Regions from separate parts of the Homo sapiens genome. Here region 2 is linked to region 1. Evidence: chromatin loops called from intact Hi-C (ENCODE). Cell type or tissue: CD14-positive monocyte. All regions are shown on one strand. Each heading gives the region's core, and the rest is flanking DNA. Links, peaks and the distances in the headings are about the cores only.

Region 1 (15,388 bases), core at 1-8,000:
AGATAATGTAGCTACTGCTTCCACCAAGTGTCCAGTCTGCCAGTAATGGAGACAAATACTGAACTTGATAGAAAGCCGAAGGGCCACTGACTCATTCTGAAATCTAAATAGACTGCTACTCTGAGTACAGATTTCTCTCCCAACCAGAAGGCCTCCATCAGAAGCACTAAGACAGGGCTCATGGAGTGTTGGCTTTGTCGGCAGTGGACAGCACCTCCATTGTGAAGGACGCAGCATGGGCTGTGATGGTGGATGCCTGTCACCTACTGAACTAGACAGGAGCTTCTGATCTTATAGGAAATTGGCATGGCTGTTAAAGGCCTAGTGCCAGCTCACAGGCACTACCTGACAAGAATGGGATGCTGTCCTCCAGGATGCAGGAGGCACTTGGGATCAAGCACTTTTACATGACACTTTGTCCCCAGTAGAAAGCCCTCAGGTCTGGAAACCAAGATGTGCTGACTCCAGCTCCCAGAAGCCAACTTGGAGCATCTGTGCTTCCCATGCCCTGAATTCTGAGCTCTGCAGGTTGAAATGTCTGGGTTTCCAAAGGGAAATTTTTCCCTGGGGACACAGCGACCCAACCCCTCACTCAAACTCAAAGTAAGGGAGTGAACTGCTAAGGTCACAGACTAACCTGGGCCTATGCTAGGCCCCAGGCCTCCTGGATCCCTGCCTCTGGCCGGACCACGGTCTCAGGCAGGACCACTGCTTCTGATTCACACAACTGCCGCCAATGCCCTTTCACAGAGCGCATGGCCTCCGAAGGGTGGAGTCAGGCCAGGCAGTGTGGGAGCGTCCAGAAGATTCAGCACAGCATGCGTGAAGCGAGCACCTGCACCCAGCTGACACTCCCTGTGGGGAGGGAGGGCTTAGGGCTGGGGAGAAGGAGAAGGGTGGGTGTGTGTGTTGGGAGATGAGAGTCAGACATTTCTCCATGCCCCAGGGCCCTTTTTCTTCCTCCTCCCAGTCCTGAGGTGGGGGCTCTGACTCCTAGCACTATGCATACAGTACCCTTATTTCTAGGGGAGGAGGTGGAGATCCCTGCAGTCTGGCTAGGGAGGAGAGTGTGCTGTGTCTCACACCCTTCCATACCCAGGGAGAGTGAGGGGCGTGGTATTCCACACACCCCTGAGACCTAAGATCCCTAACATGGGCCTGGTGGCACACACTGTGGCCTGAAAGAGCAGTCGCTACTGCTCAGCAGATAACCAAGGTGCCAGCTGAGCGGAACCAGCCTCACAGGCCTGCAGAGGCTCAGATCTGCATGTTGGCCCAGACCCCAAAAATGGAACGGTAGGGTGCCCTCAAACCCATGCTCAAGGGTGCACAGGTGCCACCTGCCCCCAGATGCCGCCCCACCTGGGAGATTGTCCCTCCACTGTCACTGTGTCATGATGAAATCTTCAGAAGCCTGGGGATGTGGGGACTGGCCAGAGGCATCTGTGCCCCCAACACTCAACACAGTTCCTGCACAAAGATGCTTGTGGAAGGAAGGAGGGAGGGAAGAAGGAAGGGAAAGATGGAGGCAGGAGGGAGGGGAGGAAGGAAGGGCGGATTCTACTAGAGACCTTCTCTCATTCAGTGGTTCGATGCCACAGCCCACCATAAGGCTGTGCACGCCCAGTGTCTCGCTGGATGCTCATAGCTCAAGGGGCACTTGGGGGTGCTCCAGCCTGGGCACCAGAAGCTCTGCTGGGGCTGCATCTGATTCACATAACTGCAGCCACTGCCCTTAACTTTCCTCCATCGCCTTTGCTGAAGTCAGGATTCCAGCTGAGCCCCGTTCCTCCCTTGCCTCCCTCCCTGCCAAGATTTCTCATGCGGGCCTCTGAGGAGGTGGAGGCCTGCACCCCGCTATCAGGGAGCTCGCAAAAGTGAGTTTCCATCTGCCGAAGACCACCATGCACCCCTCGGTCCGAAAAATGCCACTGACTGACATGACTTTAGAATCTGGGAGTGCTGCACACTTGGTGGGGGAGGGGGAGGGAAGCCCCTTCTAGAAGGTCTGGGCTCTCCCTGGAGACTCTGATGAGGGTCTGAGGAAGTGGGATCCATCCTGTGCTGGCTGCTGTTTCCAAGACAGTCTCAGGAACAGCAGGATTGACTACTGTTTGGGTGCCAGCAAGAGCAAGGAGGGCTCAGCATTTGGGGATTCGTAGCAAAAGAGGGGTGCAGCAAAGCGGCTCTAGGGCACGATTGGTGAGGAAGCAGTGCTCACTCAAGGGAGATCATCCTGGCATTTTCCAGCTATAGGTTGACCCCGGGAGAAATGGCATTTTCGGCGGATGCTGCAGCTGGCTTTATCAGAGTGTGTCCTCCCAGCGGGATTAACAGCTAGGCTGCTTTCTTCTCTTTTCAGTCCAGGCTGATTTTGACTGTCACAGAGAAAAGTGTTCAAGAAGATGTTGAAGAAATATTCACCCTGACTGCAAATCCCCACACTGAGAAGTATTCCTTCTATTTACTTTGTACCTCCTATAATAACAAGGACAGCCTTCTTCACATGGTTGTCATGCAAATGCCTATAGAATAAATGAATGCATGCAAGAACGAATGAGTTATATGTTTTAAATAACGTTTTGGTTTTTTTAAAAATGTGCTAAATGTTTTAGGTATGTTAACTCCTTATGCCAACCTTATGAACATGTCATAGGACAATCTATTGTTATCCTCATTTTACAGATAAGGAAACGGAGGCTTTGAGGCATTAAGGCGCTTGCACAAGGTTGCAGCAAGTGTGGAATCGGGACCAGAAGACAGACAAGACAGGTTGGTCTGACTCCAGAACCTGCAGGCTGCGATGATACAGCTCAAGAGTGACACTGCTCCCTCAGAAGCCTGTGCCACCTCTTGTATTTCGGTTGTTTATTATTTTACTTTTTTATTATACTCCAGGTTCCTCAAAGGCAAAGGACCCTGTCCTAATTCATCCCCCCATTATCTTGCACAGAGCTCTGCTTGTAGTCTTTCATGGATACTTGATGATTCAATGAATAAAGAAGAAAGAGAGGGACAGAAGAGAAGGAGAGGATGGAAGGAAGGAAAGGAGGGAGGGGAAGGAAGGAGGGGGCTGTCATTTTGGTCAAATTTCCTTCATAAGGACAAGAGATGGGTAAGGCGAGCCCTTGTCTTTTGCGCCACCTGCTGGACATCCTCCAGTACTGCAGGGGACTGGAGAGCCCGGGTATGAGCTGCGAGCAGGATTTCCCTGCTTTCCAAAGATTTGGGATACATCAGCGACGTTGACAAGGCTTCGCTGAGAACCCAGGACGAATGGCTTCAAGACGACAAACCATAGGCCATATCATTGTGAAGCAGGACCACCCTAGATGTCTCTCCACTGTCACATGCCCTAGGCAGAGTTGGACGTCCCTCTGTCAAAGAGGCCAGTTGGAAGATCCTGTTGTCAACCAGCTCCATTTCCCCGCTGACCTACATAGCTACCCTTCTTCATCTCCGCTTGATCTTCAGGTGGCGCTGTGTCACACACTCTAGCTTTAAGTTTCTCTGTGCTCAGGCCTCTTTCTTGAGTGGCTATTACTTTAAAATATTTTATATTTAAAGATATTGGAGACCTTCACTTAAAGGAGCCCTGGAATGAGTCCTTTTATGAAGCCAAGGACCTTTTCACAAAGCCAAAGGATTTACCTTTATTGTACATTTAAAAGATTTTTTACAAAATCCTGGACACAGCTGTATAAATAGTAAAAGAGGATGAACTGATTATCTTTTACTGATCATGGTGAAACCAAAATCACCTAGTTTCACAGATATGTGGAAGGTTTCTCCTGGAGTCTGTAAGAGTGACAGCAGGTCAGAGAATGGATTAAGAGTCTGGGGAAATGAACTCTTGGGCAAACTTGCTTACTAGATACAAACCGAGTATAGTGCTCTGTCCTTCCCAACAATGGTGACAGCGGCCGCAGCTCCTTCCTCAAAAAGCCTGTTTTCATGCTGCTTCCTCCATTTACAGGGAAGTATCAGTGGTTACCACGCCAAGGGAGAGTGGCTTTGTAACATAGCTTTGGAAGCCTGAGTCCTGTGTCTCTGCCCCTTTGTTAGGTGCTGTAAGGTGAAGACTGTAGGATTTGAGTCATATCTAGTTTCAGATTTTGTCCCCAGCCCTCACTAGGTGTGGTTCAGTTAACCTAAGCTCACTAAACTTCACTTTCCTCACCTGTGAAATGGGATAACAAACTCATCTGCCAGGGTTATTCTGAGGATAGATAAATTCATGTAAACATAGTAAGCTCCAAAGAAATGGTAGCTGTTATTATCCCGAGTGGAGATGGGTGAGGCCTCTAGTAATCTATATCTTCATTCTCTCCTTCCTTCTAGGAATACGCTCAGCTTACAAACTACAGTTCCAATGGCCAATACGATAAAAGGAAGTTATTGGGTGAAACCTCAGGAAATGCTATTGAAGGGGAAGCTTATGCTTCTGACAGTCAGCCTCTGAGCTTTCCCTCTTCTTTCTTTTCCCTGCCTGGGACTCAGGAGTGAGAGGGGAGCTGAAGCAGATGTCGTGACCATGATGTAGGCTTGTGGAGAAATGCCATGTTTTAGGACTGGTGAAGCAGAAGACAGAGTTGGGGTCTCTCATGACATCGTGGGGCCTCCCTAGCAGCCCTGGACCACCTGCTTCTGAGAAATTTCAGATTACATAAGAGAAAGACACCCCTACCTAGCTGAAGCCCCTGTGACTCGGCATATGTTGGTAGCAGCCACATGCAGTTCCTCACCGGCTCACACATATTAGTGGGCGGCTTTAAGGAGAGACCTTGTCACACTCTGGCCCTCGCTGTCTTTATAAAATGTGGCCATGACTTTGATAACCCCATGGGCCCTCCCAGCTCTCACATGACAGCCCCCCATTTCCCCCTCCTGAGTCTGGGGGTGACTCAGTGCAGAGTTTCCTTGGTCTCATCTGTCTCTCTCTCTCCTTTCTCTGCGATGCAGCAGCCTGGTTGGGGCCTAGAAGGCTTCAGGCCAGCCATCCAGATCACCTGTTGCTGCCCCTCCAATGTGGCCCGAAGGGGTCGCTCTCAGCGCACCTTCAGAGCTGGAGGGTCCTTGTGGCCAGCAGGCTAGGTGGACATTGTCCCTGCAAGCTCAGCCCCGCCCTTCCCATTCCAAGCCGCCTCTGTTGCCTCTCCTCCTCAGTGGAATGAAAGCAAAACTTCAGCAAAAGACAGCAATTGGAGAATTGCTTAAATGAAGAAGAAATAGCAGTCACAGCCCAATGTCCATCAAGTGGCTACATTTGGAATTGGCCACATGGGGTCACTGCACCCTCAGGAATGGAGGGACTTCGGCAGGGTGCCTCTGTCTCTGAAGCATGGACTGGAGAAAGCTGCTGCCTGTGGAAGGGATGGGAGATGCTCCTTTTCTGCAAAGTTGAGCTGCCTGGGACATGCTAAGTCCCTCCCCACGGCCAGGCGGGAAGGCGCTTAGTGTAAGGCCTTGAACCAGAGAACAGTCTTCCAAAATATTACTCTTACCGTGATTTTCATTGTTATTACAGGATTTTGGAATTCCTACGTACTCTTTTTGTTGTTGTTCACAGCTGATGAAATCTGTAGATCCTCTCTGTAAAAAGGTGTGAATATCAAATGCAATAAATCCAGGTCCTGGATGGTGAGTGAGTTTCTGGCTCTGTCTGCTGGGTCTGCTGGGTGCATGATGCCAGGTAGCGTGGTAGAGTCAAAGGACTGTGCTGCAGGCCCCAGGCCTGGGTTTAAATCTTTGCTGGCTAGGTGACCTTGGACAAGGTGCTTCACTTCTTGGAGACTTGAAAGCCTTATTTATAGAATGAGAATTCTAATATCTACCTTGGTTTGGAGTTAATGTATATGGAGCGCCTATCAGTGCAAGGCACATAGTGAGCAATTAGTACATGACCATGCTCTTCTCGGGTTAGGGAGCCCAGGAAGAAGAGAGGCTGGGGAGAAGGATCTGAGCTCAGCTATATGTTCAGATGTAAGTTCTCAGTAGCCTGGGAAAGGCAGGTGCAGGTGGAGCTGGCTGTGAGCTCAGGAGACCTGAGGCTGCCACCTAGGGTGAGATACAGCTGCAGGTATGGGCATCAGCAGGTAACTGAAGCCACTATAAGTGATATATGCCAGTGCCTCTCAAGCCTTCACACACTCAGAAGCATCTGGGTTCACTGAAACACAGATTGCTGGGACACCCAATCCTGAATACTATGTGGTTGGAACCAGTTCTTTTAAGATGCACAACACAAGGCCTGGACTCACTGCTGTCTGATGCCTGGTCTAAAGCCAAGGGGGAACTTCAGAATTTCCATTTGGTTTGGAATTGTGCCTTAGGAAGTGTCTGGCACTGCCAAGCCCTGTACCATCACCTTGTTTGTTGCTTTATTATTGTTTGGTTTGTTTTTGTTTGTTTGTTTGAGACGGAGTCTTGCTCTGTCGCCCAGGCTGGAGTGCAGTGGCACGATCTCAGCTCACTGCAACCTCCACCTCCCGGGTTCAAGCGATTCTCCTGCCTCAGCCTCCCAAGTAGCTGGGACTACAGGCACACACCACCACTCCCAGCTACTTTTTCTATTTTTAGTAGAGATGGGGTTTCACCATGTTGCATGGGCTTGTCCCGAACTCCTGACCCCAAGTGATCCGCCCGCCTTGGCCTCCCAAAGTGCTGGGATTACAGGTGTGAGCCGCCACTCCCGGCCTCATTGCTTTATTTTTGCCTCCAAAATATTTCATTTGACCAATCCCTGGCTTTGAAACACTTGAAGATTATGGGTTTAAACAGTGGTTCTCAAAGCTCATTCTTGAGAGCAGCCATGTTTGCATCGCTTGGGAACTTGCCAGACATGCAGTCTTCGGCCCCATCCCAGATCTGCCAAATGAGAAGCTCTCGGGTGGGGACCAGCCAGCTGGGTTCTAACAAACCTGCAGCAGCCACGCATGTGCTCGAGAGTCAGAAAAGCACTGCACTAGAGAAAGGGTGGCTTGTGGCCATGCCTCAGCCATTCTCCTGTTGGTGAAGTCTGCCCCCAGCACCAGCTTCCTTAAGGTGACCCTTCCTTCTTCGGCATTCCCAACCCCTACCTTTCCTGCTGCCCCCCATCAGACTCCAGGTGCTACTTGCTCATTCCTCCATCCCCTGCTCTGGCATCTAGCAGTGGGTAGCGATGAGTTCATCAGGTGTGCCAATTTTTACTGGTGGTGTAAGGGGAGTAATAAGGTCCCATCCCAGATTCACCTGCAAAAAAAAAAAAAAAATTGCATGCATTCTTAAGAACCTTAAAAAAGAGAAAGTACCACAAGGATGTATGCAGATGTGGGGATAGTCCGTGGCCTTTGGACACCCCTCAGATGGCTAATGCACAGACCGCCATTGGTGGGGCCATCATAATAGCAGTCCTAATAATGATGATGACGAGGACAGCCACAGCATCTGACATCTGCGGGCTCCTCACTGCAAGCCCATGGGCTCCACAACTATTATCCCATTTTACAGAGGAGGGAAGGCAGACTCAAGGAGCTTAGGTGACCCTGCTGCCATTCACACATCTGAGGACTGGGGGAGCAGGCTTTCCACCCCAGCCAGTTACCCCTGCCCTACACCAATGCCGTCCCCAGCTCTCTGCCCCCCAGACCCCATGGGGTGTCTCTGAAGAGACAATGCTAGCAGGAAGACAGCTTAATTGGAAGACATTTTCTTTAGGCCAACGAAGTCTATGCATCTTACATTATCTGGGCACATCTGTGGAATGAGCATCCTCCAGGAGGATGCCTCCAGGATCGTGAGCATGGAGCCAGGAGTGGGAGGGGCAGGAGCACTGTGCCCACAGGTGAACGATGGACCGTGAATGTCAAGTTCAAACTTCAGATGAGAAGGCGCTCCTCTCCTGGGGTGACAAAGGAGGGGAAATTCCTTCCTTCTGATCCATGAGAAGAGAGAAAAGGGCCCCACCCCCAGCACCCTGTATACAGTAGGTGCTCAGGAAATACAAATTGAACCCATGACTGGTCATCCGCCCAGGGCCGCCGAGTCTGGATTACTGATTTGGTTTTTCCGGGAGTCGTGTTTTCTAAGGACTCTGTTTTCTCTTGCCATGAAAATGTGCCTATTTTTAGCTTTGATTCGTGCAGGCTGCAGCATGAATCACCTAAAATGCCCCGCTAGAAAGAGCTGGGATTAGAGAGCAGGTAGTTGAATTGGACTCAGCGTCCCTGCATGAATGCAGGACCCTGAAGACCCTGGCATCTGGAAGGTGGAGGGCAGGAGGAACGCCCATGCCTTGTAGAGGGAGGGCTCTGGGCGTCCTGGGTATCTGACCCGCCTGTGTGTATTTAGTCCAGAAAAAGCAGGTTTTCACACAGTTCTTCAGTCTGATGAAATTCACCTTCAAAAGGCCCTAAATCCAAAAGCTAAAATGCAATAAAAGAAAATAAGATGCAAAGCCACGGCAGTGATTTTTTAGTTTAATTGGGAGCCTTCCTGGCTCACTCCTCATTCTCCTTGCCCCAAATTTCTCCAGCTTCTCTGGCCAGGGTCCCAACCACACTATAAAACTACCAATGACACCACCCAGGGTGCCAGGGACAGCTCAGGGCCCTTTGCATGTGCTGCCTCCAAGGTGGGCACTGGCCTGGCCCCACTGCCTAGATGGAGACACAGGCACAAAGAGACAAGTTGGCTTGCCCAGGGTTGTATAGGGGGCAGTGGCACAACTAAGGATCTGAGCCAGAAAATCAATGCCACTTATTGGTCTCTCTCATTGGCACGGGCCCTTCCTTTCCTCATCACTCCCTGGCACCCACCTGGGAGGAGCTGTGATGGCCAATCTTATGTGTCAACTTGACTGGGCCACAGGGTGCCCAGATGTTTAGGCAGACATGATTCCAGGTGTTTCTGTGAGGTTGTTTTTGCGTGAGATTTACATTTAAACCAATAGAGAGAGTAAAGCAGATGGCCCTCCCTAATGTGAGGTGAGGGGGTTGCAATCAACTGAGAGCCCAGATAGAATAAAAAGGCTGAGGAAGAGGGTGCCTCTCCTACCTGACTGCTGTCATTTGAATGGGAACATCAGCTTTTCCTGGTTCTCCAATAACTTTCCATCTGTGGACTCTAACTGGGACATCAGGCCTGTGGATTTGCCAGCCTCCACAATTGCGACAGCCAATTCCCTAGAATAACTATATTTCTGTGAATACAGATACACACTTTCTATTGGTTCTGTTTTTCCAGGGAACCCTCATCTAGGAGCTTTTCAATTCTATGCTTTTTGCAGCCCCAGGACACTTAGTGAAGCACCAAAGCTGTCGTGGGGACAACAAAGGTCTTTTGAACCCAGGGGACCCCCTTCCCAGTGGACCCTCATCCCTGAGAAGAGCGTTTCCTCCTCCCTGCCCTCCAGGAAGGGCTGTGGGAGGAAGCGCAGGCCCAGGAGGTGGGCAGGGTGGTGGGTGAGCGGGGTCAGGACTGGAGGTCAGGAGCGATTGGGGGCCAGTGAGGGACCGGTGGGAGCAGAGGGGATGTCAGCCTGTGGCCCCCAAGCAGAGGTCGGAATGCAGCCTCCCCGTCAGATGCGGCCCCTGACACTGGGGGCACCAGCAGAGATCAGGTGGGGGCCGGGGTGGCAGCCAACCCTAGTGTCCCAAGGGGCGCCCCAGGGCATAGCAGACTCGCTGCAACATCTGTTTCTTATCACTTAGTCAGAAAACAACATATTAACTCAGAAAACAACAATGAAGCACCTCCCTTGCCCAGGCTCTGTGATGGGCCCCGGGTACAGGAAAGTGAGCAAAGCCCAGGCCTGCCCTCAAGGGAAGACAGACACAGCATCGCCCCCAATATTAATATTAGCACCTTCCATGGAGCTCAGCGTGCCATGCACTGTTCCTGGTATTATTCTAGCCCCATGTACGGTCACCCCCTTATCCATGGGAGAAAAGTTCCAAGACCCCCACTGGATGCCTGAAACTGAGGTAGTACCAAATCCTACAATACTGCTTTTTCCTAAATGTACATACCTAGGATAAAGTTCAATTTATAAATTAGGCAGAGAAAGAGATTAACAACTAATAACAAAATAGAACAATTCTAACGATATACTGTAATACAGTTATGTGAATGTGGCCTCTTTCTTTCTCAGAATATCTGATTGTACTGCACTCACCCTTCCTGCGATGAGCGAGATGGTGAAATGCAGGCATGATGAGACAAATGGAGGGAGTGGACAGAACAAGAGTCTAATATGCTGCTCAGAATGGCAGCAATGAAAAACTTAGGAATTGCTTATTTCTGAAAATTTCCATTTCATATTTTCGAACCATCATTGATGACTGCTAACTGACACTGTGGAAAATGAAGCCATGGACAAGAGAGGCTACTGTATGATATTAATTCATTTCATCTTCCCAGCAGCCCCGTGGAGGAGGTACTATTACCCCATTTTATATATGAGGAAACTGAGGTTTTACCCCATTTTATATATGAGGACAGAGAGGTTAAGTGATTGGCCTAAGTTCACACAGCTCTCAAGGGCCAGATCTGGGGTGTGTACCCAAGTAGTCTGGCTCTACTTAATGATAAAAAATTATAACGCAATACTAAAGTGCAACCCTAAGGTGTGCAGCAGGCGCAGTGGATGAACAGATGGGGCGTTCCATGTGGATGGGCAATTATGGACCGAATGTTTGTGCCCCCCAGAGTCTCATGTTGAAGTCTTAACCCTGCAGTGTAATGGCTTTGTACTGGGAGGTGGGTCTTTGGGAGGTAATTGAGGCATGAGGGTGGAGCCCCCATAAATGACATTGGAGTCGTTATAAAAGTGACCTCCGAGAGCTCTCTTGCCCTCTTTCCACCATGTGAGGACACATGAGAAGCTGACAGAGGGCCGTCGCCAGAGCCTGACCATGTGGCCCCTGACCTGAGACTTCCAGCCTCCAGAACTGTGAGCATCAGTGTTTATCTTGAAGCCTCTCAGTCTATGGTAATTTGTTATTGCAGCCCCAACTGACCGAGACGCTAAGGGCTTCACCGAAGGGGAGAGGCCAGGCCGGGTCCTGAGGCAAGGGTAGGAGCTTGCCAGCAGGTGGTGGTGAGGCCACAGAGTCCTGATTCAAGGCAGAGGCAAGAACTTCACGTTGGAGAGCGAGCCCAAGGCCGGGAGGCTGAGGGGAAATTGGGAGAAGTCAGGAAGGCTGGGTTGTAGGAAGCTAGCCATGGCCACTTGGATCCAGAGGGCCCCTCTACAGACGGGAGAAAGGCCAAGAGTCACACCAAGGTACCACACAGTCACCTGACATGACACATCTGGCCGGGCAGGGGCTGCGAGAGCCGCCCATTTGGGCAGGGAGCCGTCATTCAGGACTGACATTGTTCACAACGGAGCTTGTGGTGGTGATGAAAAGAGGGCTAAACTTGAGTTAGTTTTCTTCTCATTTTAAATTCTCTATAGACAATGCACCTCCTGCTTCCCTTGTTCAGGCCAGCCACTCCCACCACCATTGGTTAAAAGATAATAAGGCCGGGCGCAGTGGCTCACGCCTGTAATCCCAGCACTTTGGGAGGCCGAGATGGGCAGATCACGAGGTCTGGAGATCAAGACCATCCTGGCTAACATGCTGAAACACCATCTCTACTAAAAAAATACAGGTGTGGTGGCGGGCACCTGTGGTCCCAGCTACTTGGGAGGCTGAGGCAGGAGAATGGCATGAACCTGGGAGGCAGAGCTTGCAGTGAGCCAAGATCCTGCCACTGCACTCCAGCCTGGGTGACAGAGCAAGACTCCATCTCAAAAAAAGACAAAGAAGAAGAACCTTTGGAACAGCTGGGTCATCCGGGCAGAGTGTTTGGTTTGGTTGCTGTTTTTTTGGGTGTTTGTTTTTTGTTCATTTAAGCCTGGATTCCTTAGTATATATAGGGTAACATTCCCTTAAGACAACTTAAATACAATGTCAGCCACACATGCAAGCCACATGGGTAATCGAGTAGCCATATTTTTTAAAAGTGAAGAGAAACAGATGAAACCAATTTTAATATTACTTTATTTCACTTAATATATTAAATATCTAAAAATTAGCATTTCAACATGTAATCCATAGAAAAACTATTCATGAGTTATTTTCCTTTGTTTTGTCTTTGAAATCTGGTGTGGGTTTTCAACTCGGCACCCACCTCCGCTCGACTCTCCACTCTTCCAGCGCCCAACAGCTGTGTGCAGCAAGCAGCCTGGGACAGGGCAGCACAGCCCAGCGCCTCTAAAATGAGCCCAGATCAAGCTGTGGCCACTCAGACCATATCAGTCCCTTTGAGTTTTTGGTCTGCTTGTTTTTGTCATCCAATAGGACCTTCACTGAGTCAGCAGGCATGTACCAATAAGCCCTAAATATTAAGAACACATTGATGTGATTCCCAGGGTAGCAACATCTCCTTACTTGAAAAGCACAACCCAAACGCAGGCCTTGCAAAGTGGAGTAGCCGATGCTGAGAGAAGAGCTGCTTCCACCGCTTTCATCAGCACCATAATCAAAAGGCATGAGAGGCTGCAGCTGAAGGGAGGGGAGGGAAGTGGTCAAGACCAGGAGTGATCAGCTGGGACCTCTACAACCAGCGTTCAGGGTGGACATGGGTCTCTCTGCTTTCCTGCTCTCTTTGGCTCCACTGTTCATTTTGAAAGCCATGCCGCTTCATGTCGGTAAACGAACTGGTCCTAAGGTCAGCCCAGGGAAAAGCATGTTAATAGATCCTCCAGACCTCAGGTTCTAAAGAACTGAACAGCATTTTCCTAAGATGCCTCAGGCGCCACCTAAGCCACTGGGCAGGAAAGCCTGCCAAGTCTTTTTCAGGGCCAGAAGCAAGGTTTCACCAACCGGGCCCCTCCACCCTGGCCCAGGGACTCACATTCTACGGAGCTGGGGCTCCGCTGAGCACAGCTCTCCCCTGGGCTGGAACGCCCATCTGGCGGCCTGCCCTGGCTCAGGAGGAGACAAGCCTGGGAGGTCATCCATGAAAACTCCACACTGCCTCCTGGGCACTCGCTTCTTTCTTCTGACCACCAAAACATATATACACAGGACTCTTCGACTTTTAGAACGGCTTTGATAATCCCTGCAAGGAGAGACTGGGTTACAGAAAGCACAAAAGTGGTCAATTTGCAAAGGTTCCCAAACCTTGGCGAGTTCTTCTAGTTCCTGACTTCTACCTGGGATGGCAGATGGTAACTTGACAGGACCCAGGGACGGATTTTTGAAATGAAATGTTGCATACTACAGAAAAGCCCTGTGAATATAATCCCACCTTTGGCCCCATTGTTGACTCTATCAAATCCTAACATGTTTATGGATTTGATTCATATTTATTTTTAAGACGTGAACAATTATAGGTAGTATGATATAATAAAGAATAATAAAAATAATAGGTTTGTGAGTGCTGGTGTATCCTTCCCCCAACGTCTGTGTGTGTGCACACATGCACACACAGGCACATGCATTCATGCACACTCACACACACACACACACACACACACACACACACACAGGTAGTGAGTGAGCCCTCAGATCCGGCCTTTAGCCTGGGAAACTCCTCATTCTGTACAGGCTGTAGAGACCACCGACCATGGAGCTTGTTTGAGGAACTAAAGATGTAAAAAGGAATATAAGCCAGTGGGGTGCGGTGGCTCACACCTGTAATCCCAACACTTTGGGAGGCCAAGGTGGGTGGATTGCCTGAGCTCAGGAGTTTGAGACCAGCCTGGGCAACACGGTGAAACCCCGTCTCTACTAAAATACAAAAAATTAGCCAAATGTGGTTGCGTGCACCTGTAATCCCAGCTATTCAGGAGGCTGAGACAGGAGAATCGCTTGAACCCGGGAGGTGGAGGTTGCAGTGAGCCGAGATTGCGCCACTGCACTCCAGCCTGGGTGACAGAGCAAGACTCCATCTCAGAAAAAAAAAAAAAAAAAGGAATCTAAGCCGTTCACTTTACCCTTAAACTTGGCTACATACTTTGTGCTGTTTGTCTGCTGTTCCTCAGTAAAAAAGTGAAAATCACCTTAACCAAGCGTGTGTTCTTACTCACCCCAGTCCTCAAACACTGACCAACCTTCCACAGTGTCCTATATAGATATATATATCTCCTGCAACCTGTGGTTAGGCCCAGCTTTATCGGTAATTAACATTGTGTAACTGTGCCTCAATTTACAGGTCTATCCTCTTTCCAGTGAACATTTGGGTTCTTTCCTTTTCCCGAACTAAACAAAGCTACAATTATTAACATTGTTTATGGCCGGGCTCACTGGCTCACATCTGTAATCCCAACACTTTGGGAGGCCAAGGCGGGAGGATCACTTGAGGTCAGGAGTTTGAGACCAGCCTGACCAACATGTAGACATGACCATGTCTCTATTGAAAATACAAAAATTAGCCAGGTGTGGTGGTGCGCACCTGTAACCCCAGCTACTTGGGAGGCTGCAGCAGGAGAATTGCTTGAACCTGGGAGGCACAGGTTGCAGTGAGCCATGACGGTGCCACTGCACTCCAGCCTGGGCAACAGAGCAAGACTTCATCTCAAAAAACAAACAAACAAAAAACATTGTTTACCAGTGCTGTTGTGAAACACTTTTGATTTCAGGTGATCTGATGTAATTGAAAGGTGTCTCACTGTGGTTTTTATTTGCCTTCTGATTCTAGAACAGCTGAGGATTTTTTTTTTTTTTTTTTTGACAGGGTTTCACTCTGTCATCCAGGCTGGAGTGCAGTGGTACGATGGTGGCTCACTGCAGTCTCAACCTTCTGGGCTTAGATGATCTTCCCACCTCAGCCTCCTGAGTAGCTGGGACTCCAGGCACATGCCACCACACCCAGCTAAGTTTTTATAGAGATGGGGTTTTGCCATGTTTCCCATGCCAGTCTCGAACGCCTGGGCTCAAGTGATCCTCTTGCCTTGGCCTCCCAAAGTGCTGGGATTACAGAGGTGAGCCACTGCGCCTAGCCACAGCTGAGGATCCTTTCATAGGCCATTGATCATCCTGCTTTCTTCTATGAATTGCCTGTCATGCCCTTGGTATGGACAGTTTTTTAACGTAGGAGTGTCATGCCTGACATGGTAAAGGAAAGGTCCAGTATCTTCCAATGGGAATGTCTTCCCAGCAGAATGACCCCAACAAAGGAGGCATTCGGTAAAGGCATGGACCACCCCAAGAGCCAGGGGATTTGTTCAGTCAGCACCTGAGCCTCCTCTTGCAGGTGTTCTAACAGAATGAGGCCAAATGTTGACTTCACTTGCAGCGATCCCTCTGCACAGTCCCTTTGAGGAACCTAAAACCTTTGCAGGTGGAAATGACGTGTTTTCAAAGTGAACACGTGCATCACCAGGTTGCGCTGAGGGAAAACTATTTCTATTCAC
Region 2 (8,000 bases), core at 1-8,000, 110 kb before region 1:
GTAAGTTTGATTGTGAAAATGAGGAACGGGCGTGCTCAGTGCTTGCCGAGGGGCTGGCACCGAGTCTACTAGGTAGAACAGGGGTTTCTACACCTAAAACATGTCATTGCGGTTCTTTTGCTGTCTTGGCATATGATTAATTACTTCACCTTTGTGTGTTCCTTAGTACTTTTCAGTAGACACAATAATGCCAGCTACCATCCTGGGATATAATGCTATAAAAACTAACTATAGTTCCTTGAATGTTTGTGTTTAGGAGGTGATACAGGCTAAAAATGTGCTTAAGATCAAGAAGATCTTAGATGCTATAGTAAATAATAAAGTATAGAATTTAATGATGAGAGTAGAATATTTTGGTTTTACACAGCACTTTGAGGTTGATAAATGGACACTACCAGGCTCTCTTTCAGAAGGATACACTGCATAGAGCATCATCCCTGTCATCATCACCATCAAATAACACCCCTTTGTAGGGCTTAATAATATATGATCTGCAAAGAGCTAATAATCTAGTGATAGGAACTCTCTGGCCCTTAAGAATGTACATTCTAAAATCAACTAATCATTTAGTATATCCTCTTGGTAAATGAGAAAAATGTAAATTTAAGCAAACATAATTGTGGAGAAGTTGGACCTCTTGTAGGAAGTCATTTCAGGATGCTCTTCTCATTTAGTTGAGAATCTCGATGTGTTGGGTGAGCAAAGAGCTGATTTCACTGAGGACGCCAAGAGCACTGAATGTGCCACATAAGAGAGGGAGAAACAGAAAGAGGTAGGCTTTAAGGGGGTAAGGTGAAACCAGTTGACAACTGTGCTGCCAGATAAGCAGTAATAATATTACTTTTATTTCTATTGTTTAAGTAACATTGGTATAAGTACCTATTTTACCAATTTAAGAAAGTTAGTTCACTATTTCAGTGTTAGAACAACATGTAGTTTATAACTAAAAGCACCTTGAAATTAGTATAGATATAAAGATTAGATCAAAGGGGCTGGCTGAGCACACCCACCTACCTCTCCTTCCCTTTGCTTTCATTATTTCTTTGCAACTTTCTTCTTGCCCACCTACCCAGGCAACAAGTCCTCCTCCTTCCCCTAAAACACTGGGGACAGGAGACAGCAAACAAGAACAGCAGCTACCAACAAGCGAACAGGGAATCTCAGACCTAATAATGAGTGATGCGCAATCAAGAAACATCAGACACTTGGGGGCAAAGCAGCACAGTGAAGCAGAAAGAACATTCCCTAGCAATAGCAGAAGAATGTCTTTCTGTGAAATTTAGATTTGCAAAATCTGAACACCTTGGAATTGTTGCAGGTGAACATCATGCCGTGGCCAGGGTAGATGGGCCCCGAACAGAAATAACACTTCTCAACAAGCATGTTGAACCCGTATGGGTCCCCACTGACCAAAGGCCAAACTTGAGAGGAAGTGACCGAATACCTTTCTAGTAAAGCAAATTAATAGCAATGCTGTTAGTGCCAGGAAAAGAAAAAGGGTCATCAATTGAAGGCAAATTTTAGGTAATCCCTGCGAAACAGAAAACAGACAGAATATGATTAATGAAGACAATGATAGCCTCAAACCCAGAAAGGGCTGTGGCAGCAAAAGAGTGGCCACTACTCTGGGAATGTTCCAAGTTCGGGGACATTGGACACAGGGAGCAGCAGGGAACCTGGGAAACCTGAAAAGCGATTGGGTCGAGAACGACATTCAGAGTTCCCAGTTAGGTCTGGCCCTTTGCCAAGCTTGTGCCAAGTAGGTAACAGCAGAGGTGTTTGCCCTCAGCTCAAAGTAATGAGTGGATGTGCCCCAGGGCTGGAGATTCCACATAGCTCAAGGGGAACAGGGAGGCTGGGCGCGGTGGCTCACGCCTCTAATCCCAGCACTTTGGGAGGCCAAGGTGGGTGGATCATTTGAGGTCAGGAGCTTGAGACCAGTCTGACCAACATGGTGAAACTCCACCCCTACTAAAAATACAAAAATTAGCTGAATGTGGTGGCACATGCCTGTACTCCCAGCTACTTGCGAGGCTGAGGCAGGAGACTCACTTGAACCCGGGAGGCGGAGGTTGCAGTGAGCCAAGATTGCACCACTGCACTCTAGCCTGGGGAACAGAGCGAGATTCTGTCTCAAAAAAAAAAGAAAAGAAAAGAAAAAAAGAGGAACAGGGAGCCTCGGACTCAGGAGATGAGCTGCTACACACCTTCCTCCCAAAGAGACATGCCTCCTCCTTCCCCTCAAACACTGGAGGCAGGGCACTGCAAAGAGACAGCAGTTAATGACATGGGAGCAGGGAACCTCAAACCTCACAACCAAGGAGCATGAGACACTTGAGGGGAAACAGCACCATAAACAGGGGCAGCAAGGCCCACAAGGAACCTACAGGAGGAAGGAACCTACAGGAGGAAGCATCATAAACAGAGCAGACAGAATAGGACAATTACAAGAAGTATCACTAACCATAGTTTTCAACCAATTTTTTAAATTAATTTATTTATTTTTTATTATACTTTAAGTTCTAGGGTACATGTGCACAACATGCAGGTTTGTTACATATGTATACATGTGCCATGTTGGTGTGCTGCACCCATTAACTCATCATTTATATTAGGTATATCTCCTAATGCTATCCCTCCCCCTCCTCCCACCCCACAACAGGCCCCGGTGTGTGATGTTCCCCACCCTGTGTCCAAGTGTTCTCATTGATTTTGAACCAGTTTTTGAAAACCAGAAAGATGAAATTCTCTTGTCCTTCTTTTGTCTCATTTGAGCACAGGATTATACTGGGCTCCTAATGAGCTGGAGCTGGTTAGCATCACCTGCCTGTCCCCCCACCCCTTTTTTTTCTGTGCCCTGGAACAGTTTGCATAAGCTATGAGTTATTTGTTCCTTGGAGGTTTTAGAAAATACACCCCAAACCACCATATGGGCCTTGAACCTTTGGCAGACAGAATACCTCTTCAAATGTTATTTCATTTTTTTCTATGGTTGTTGGTTTGCATAAGCTTTCTACTCCACTTTGGACCAACTTTGGAACTTTTATAATCCTGTGAGTTGCCTATGTCATCTAAGCTTGCAAATTCAATGAAGTAAAGAAATATTAATTTCTAATTTTAAAAAACTCTTTTGTATCTGTAGTTAAGCCTCCTTTCATTGCTTCTGTTTTTCATTACTGTCTTCTTTCTGGTTTTTGTCTTAATTATACTTCTAAATATTTGTCTATGATGTTGGTCTTCTCAAATGTTGGTCTTATGATGTTGGTCTTTTGAATTATTTTTATTTTTTTGAGACGGAGTCTCACTTCGTCACTCAGCCTGGAATGCTGTAGCATAATTTCGGCTCACTGCAACCTCCACCTCCCGGGTTCAAGCAATTCCCCTGCTTCAGCCTCCTGAGTAGCTGGGACTACAGGTGCCCGCCACCATGCCCGGCTAATTTTTGTATTTTTAGTAGAGACAGGGTTTCATCATGTTGGCCAGGCTGGTCTTGAACTCCTGACCTCATGTGATCTGCCCGCCTTGGCCTCCCAAAGTGTTGGGATTACAGGCATTAGCCACCGCGCCCAGCGCTTTCGACTTTTATTAGTCAAATCTACTGTTTTATTTTATTTTCTATTATTAATTTTTGTTCATTCCTTTATGATTACTTTAGTCCACTTTCTTTAAGTTTATTTTCTTGCTTTTTTTTTCTTTTTTTTTCCCTGAGAGAAATTTTAAAATTTTTAAAATTTTCTTCAAGGCTCTAATTTTTCTCTCAGCACAGTCTTTGAGTTGTAGGTCTTTTTGCTGTCTAGTCCTAAAGAATTTTGACTTTGACATTCTTTTTAGATGTATTTTTAAAAATACCTTTAACATAAATATGTATAGTTGCTAGAAATTCGTATTTTGTTTGCTTGTTAAGTCCTTTTAATGATTACCATATCACTAAACTGTGGTAGTGAATTCAGACTGTAGACAAAATTTTTAATTTTTTGTTGAGCGTTCCTTCGTGGATTAGGGAAATGTCAAATTGTTTGAAAAGTGCTTTTGTGAAAATAATTTTATAATATCTCTATTACAGAGATATATTTCATATATCATACAATTTATCAATTTAAATGGTTTTGAGTATAATTGGTATGTGCACCTGTCTACCTAGTCAATTTTAGAACATTTCTATCAAGCCAAAAAGAAGCACCATACTCTTTCACTATTATCCTCTGTTTCTTCCCCACCTTTTCCCTCACCGAGAAATGACTAATTTACTTTCTGTCTCTATAGATTTGCTTATTCTGGACATTTTATATAAATAAGATCATATAACGTGATATTTTATGTCTGGCTTTTATGACTAAGTGTAAGTGTTCAAAGTGTTCATCCATGTTGTAGCATGTAGCAATCAACATCAAATAGAAGTGGTAAGATACGACATTCCTTCCTTGTTCCTGATTTTAGGGAGACAGCATCCAGTCTTTCACCATAAAGTATGATGTTAATTACGAACTTTTTGTAGATGCCCTTTGTCAGATGGAGGAAGTTCCATAGCTAGTTTGTTTAGTGCTTTTTATCATAAGATGCTGTCAGATTTTATCACATGATTTCTCTGCATCAATTGAGATAATCAATGGTTTTCTCCTTTCTTCTACTAATTTGGCATATTAATTTAATGGATGTTCCAGTGTTTAAAAAAACACTGTGTGCCTGCGAAAATTCCCCCTTGGTGATGATATATAATCCTTTTTATACAACTCTGGATTCAGTTTTTCAATATTTTGTTGAGGATTTTTATGTCTATATTCATAAGAAATAGTGGTCTATCAATTTCTCATGATGTCTTTGGTTTTGGTATCACGGAAGCAATTGCCTCATAGAATGAGTTGGGAAGTGTTTTCCCTTTTTCTAAATGTTTTGGAAGAGTTTGTTAATAATTGGAATTAATTCTTCTTTAAATGTTTGGTTAAATTCACTAGTGAATCCATCTGGTCCTGTGGTTATCTTTGTAGAGAGTTCTTTATTACTAATTCAACCTCTTTTCTATTGGTCTGTTCAGATTGTCTATTTGTTATCAGTTTTTGTAGTTTATGAGTTTATAATGAATTTGTCCATTTCATCTAAATTATCCATTTATTGACACACAAATTATATTTCTTTATAATCTTTTCTATTTCTGTGATGTCCTTTTTTATTTCTGAGTCTAGTATTTTTTGTCTTCCTTCTTTTTTTTCTTGGCAATTCTAGTTAAAGCTTTGACAACTTTGTTCATACTAACTTCATTCCAGTGAGATATAAAAATGTCACTGCTATAGCTCTATTCACTTCCTCACTTTCTGGGGCATTATTTTTATACATAAACTAATGTTAAACATGTAACACTACATTTTAATAATTATTATTTTTATAATTTTATGTATTTTAAAGGAGCTGTTATGGGTTGAATTATGTTCCCCCAAAAGATATGTACTAAGCCTCAGAACCTCAGAATATGACCTTATTTGGAAATGGGCTTATTGTAAACATAGTTAGTTAAGATGAGATAATTTTGGAGTAGGGTAGGCCCTTAACCCAATATGAGTCGTGTCTTTACAAGAAGAGGAGTGAGAAAGACATAAAAAGGAGAATGCCATGTGAAGACACAGAGACACACAAGGAGAAGAAAAGCACAGGGAAGGCAGACTGGAGTGATGCATCTACCTGGTAAGGAATGTCAAAGATTGCTGAACACCAGAAGCTAAGAGAGAAGCATGGAACAGATTGTCCCCCAGAAACCTGCAGGAGGACTCAACCTTGCTACCACCTTGATTTCAGACTTGTAGCCTCCAGAGCTGTGAGAGGATTAGCTTACATTGTTTCAAGCCACTTAGTTTTGTGATAATTTGTTGTGGCAACCCCAGAAAACTAATACAGAAGTTAAGGAAGGAAAGAAAAAAAGTAAGTATATATGTGTAGCTTTTGTTATTTCAGTCTTCTTATTTATTATGTCTGGCTCTCTTTATTTGCCTGGATTTGAGTTGCTAGCTGGAGTCATTTTCTCAGCCAAATACACTTTTTCTCTCATCCACTTGTGCTGTTATTGGCATATATTTCTATATATTATAGACCCCTCATAACACATCATATACATATACACACATGTATATAATTTCTAACTTATGTATATAATTTATATCATATATACACACATATATAGTTTTATACAATTACTTTGTAAAACAGTTAAGGGAATAAAAGAGAAGAAATATGCATTTATACTGTATGTTATAATTACATGATTATGTTTCCTGGTGGTCTGTGCTTTATCATGGGGATTGAAGTTACTGTCTGGGATAATTTGTTTTCAGCCTGAAGAATTTCTTTAGTGTTTTCTGTAAGGCAGCTCTGCCAATAACAAATACTCTCCTTTTTTGCTTATCTATGAGATATTTGCCTGCATTTTCAAAAAAAAAAAGCTCTATTTGCCTGCATTTTTGAAAAATAGCTTTGCTGAATATAGGGTTTTTTGTTGACAGTTTTTTTTTTTTTTTTTTTTTTGCTTACTTTGAGCACTTTGACTATATTATCCTAATGCCTTCTGGCTCTCATTGTTTGTACTGAAGTCAGTGGATAATCTTATAAGAGTTTCCTTGTGAGTTTCCTTGAAGGTTCCCACTCAGAAGCTGGACGTCCTGCTTGAGATATTCTTGAAAGAATATCTCAAATGGAAAACTTAATATTTTACAGTGCTTAAATTGTTATCTATAGAGCAGTTAAGGGGAACGATAATCTTATAACAGGATCTGCATGATTCTTGGACAGTGATTGTTTTTTTTTTTTTCTGGCTGCTTTCAAGATGTTCTCACTGTCTTTGGCTTTCAGCATTTTTATGGTGATGTATCTATTTGTGAATATCTTTGCATTTATCCTATTTGAGGTCCATCGAGCTTCCTAGTTGTGTAGATTAATGATTTTTCATCAAATTTGGGGAGTTTTCAGTCATTATTTCTTCAACTCTTTGTTCTGCTTCTTTTGCTCTCTCCTCTCCTGGTACCTTCATTATATGTATGTTAATATGCTTAATGGTATATTAAAGGTATAAACTTTCTGTTAGGTACTCTTCTTTTTTTTTCTCTCTGCTCTTCAGATTGTATAATCTGTATTGGGATATCTTTAAATTTGCTAATTCTTCTGCCAGTTCAAGTCAACTGTTGAGACTCAAGTGAATTTTTTACTTCAGTTATTGTACTTTTTAATGCTCTACTTATCCATTTAGTTCTATATGCAGACAGTCCCTGATTTACAATGGTTTGATTTACATTTTTTGACTTTGTGATTAGTTTATCAGGATATTAAATGCATTTTTTTATAGAGACGGGTTCTCATTATGTTGCCAGGCTGGTCTCGAATGCCTGGGCTCAAGTGATCCTCCCACCTCAGCCTCCCAAAGTGCTTGGATTATAGATATGAGCCACCAAACCCAGCAAAAATACATTTTTGACTCTTCATATTTTTGACTTACAATGGACTTATCCATTATAAGCCAAGGAGCATCTGTGTGTGTGTGTATGTGTGCGTGTATATATACACATATGTGTGTAATTTCTATCTCTTTATTGACATTCTACACTTTATGCAACATTGTCATCATACTTCCTTTACTTCTTTAGTCATGGTTCCCTTTACCTCTTTAAACAGGTTTGTAACAGCTACTTTTAATATTTGTCTGTTAAATCCAACATCTAGTCACTTTCATAGCCAGTTTTCATTGCTTGCTCTGGTGGATGGGTCATATTTCCCTGTTCTTTGTATGCTTTATATATTTTTATTGTTAGAAACTGGTCATTTTATAGTGACACCATACCTATGAACTTTATAGAGTTAATCAAGGAGCAAGAGAGGGGCAGATGGGAAACTAACCAAACCTGCAGCACACTCAGCATTGATCATTAGATCAGCTACTCTCAGACCTGCTTCCTCAAAGTTTTTAGCTACCTACTGTCCAAGAATCATGCAGATCCTGTTATAAGATTATCATTCCTCATGGC

Evidence for each region. Peaks named below come from ENCODE experiments on the same cell type or tissue, not always from the same donor. Only the 100,000 strongest peaks of a DNase experiment are listed, where the experiment ranks them.
Region 2: it touches region 1 in a loop (2.5-fold over the local background); 105 of 110 quality-filtered maps call a loop at or near these places.

The regions. Positions count from the first base shown.
Region 1 is chr2:100,250,801-100,266,188 of GRCh38, reverse strand. LINC01104 (long intergenic non-protein coding RNA 1104) reads right to left here. Exons shown (of 3, transcript NR_103730.1): 3 at 14,705-15,388. Among named protein-coding and RNA genes, the nearest start is that of LINC01104, 50 kb to the right of the region's middle. RefSeq lists an enhancer at 10,683-11,182. In CD14-positive monocyte, for the core only: CTCF peaks have their summits at 2,949, 3,164 (motif pointing left), 5,048 (motif pointing right) and 5,286 (motif pointing right); DNase peaks (open chromatin) are centred at 3,148, 3,948 and 5,298; H3K4me3 peaks cover 1,692 bases; H3K27ac peaks cover 578 bases.
Region 2 is chr2:100,370,803-100,378,802 of GRCh38, reverse strand. No RefSeq gene overlaps it. Among named protein-coding and RNA genes, the nearest start is that of CHST10, 43 kb to the left of the region's middle. In CD14-positive monocyte, for the core only: no CTCF peak of the experiment used is centred there; no DNase peak of the experiment used is centred there.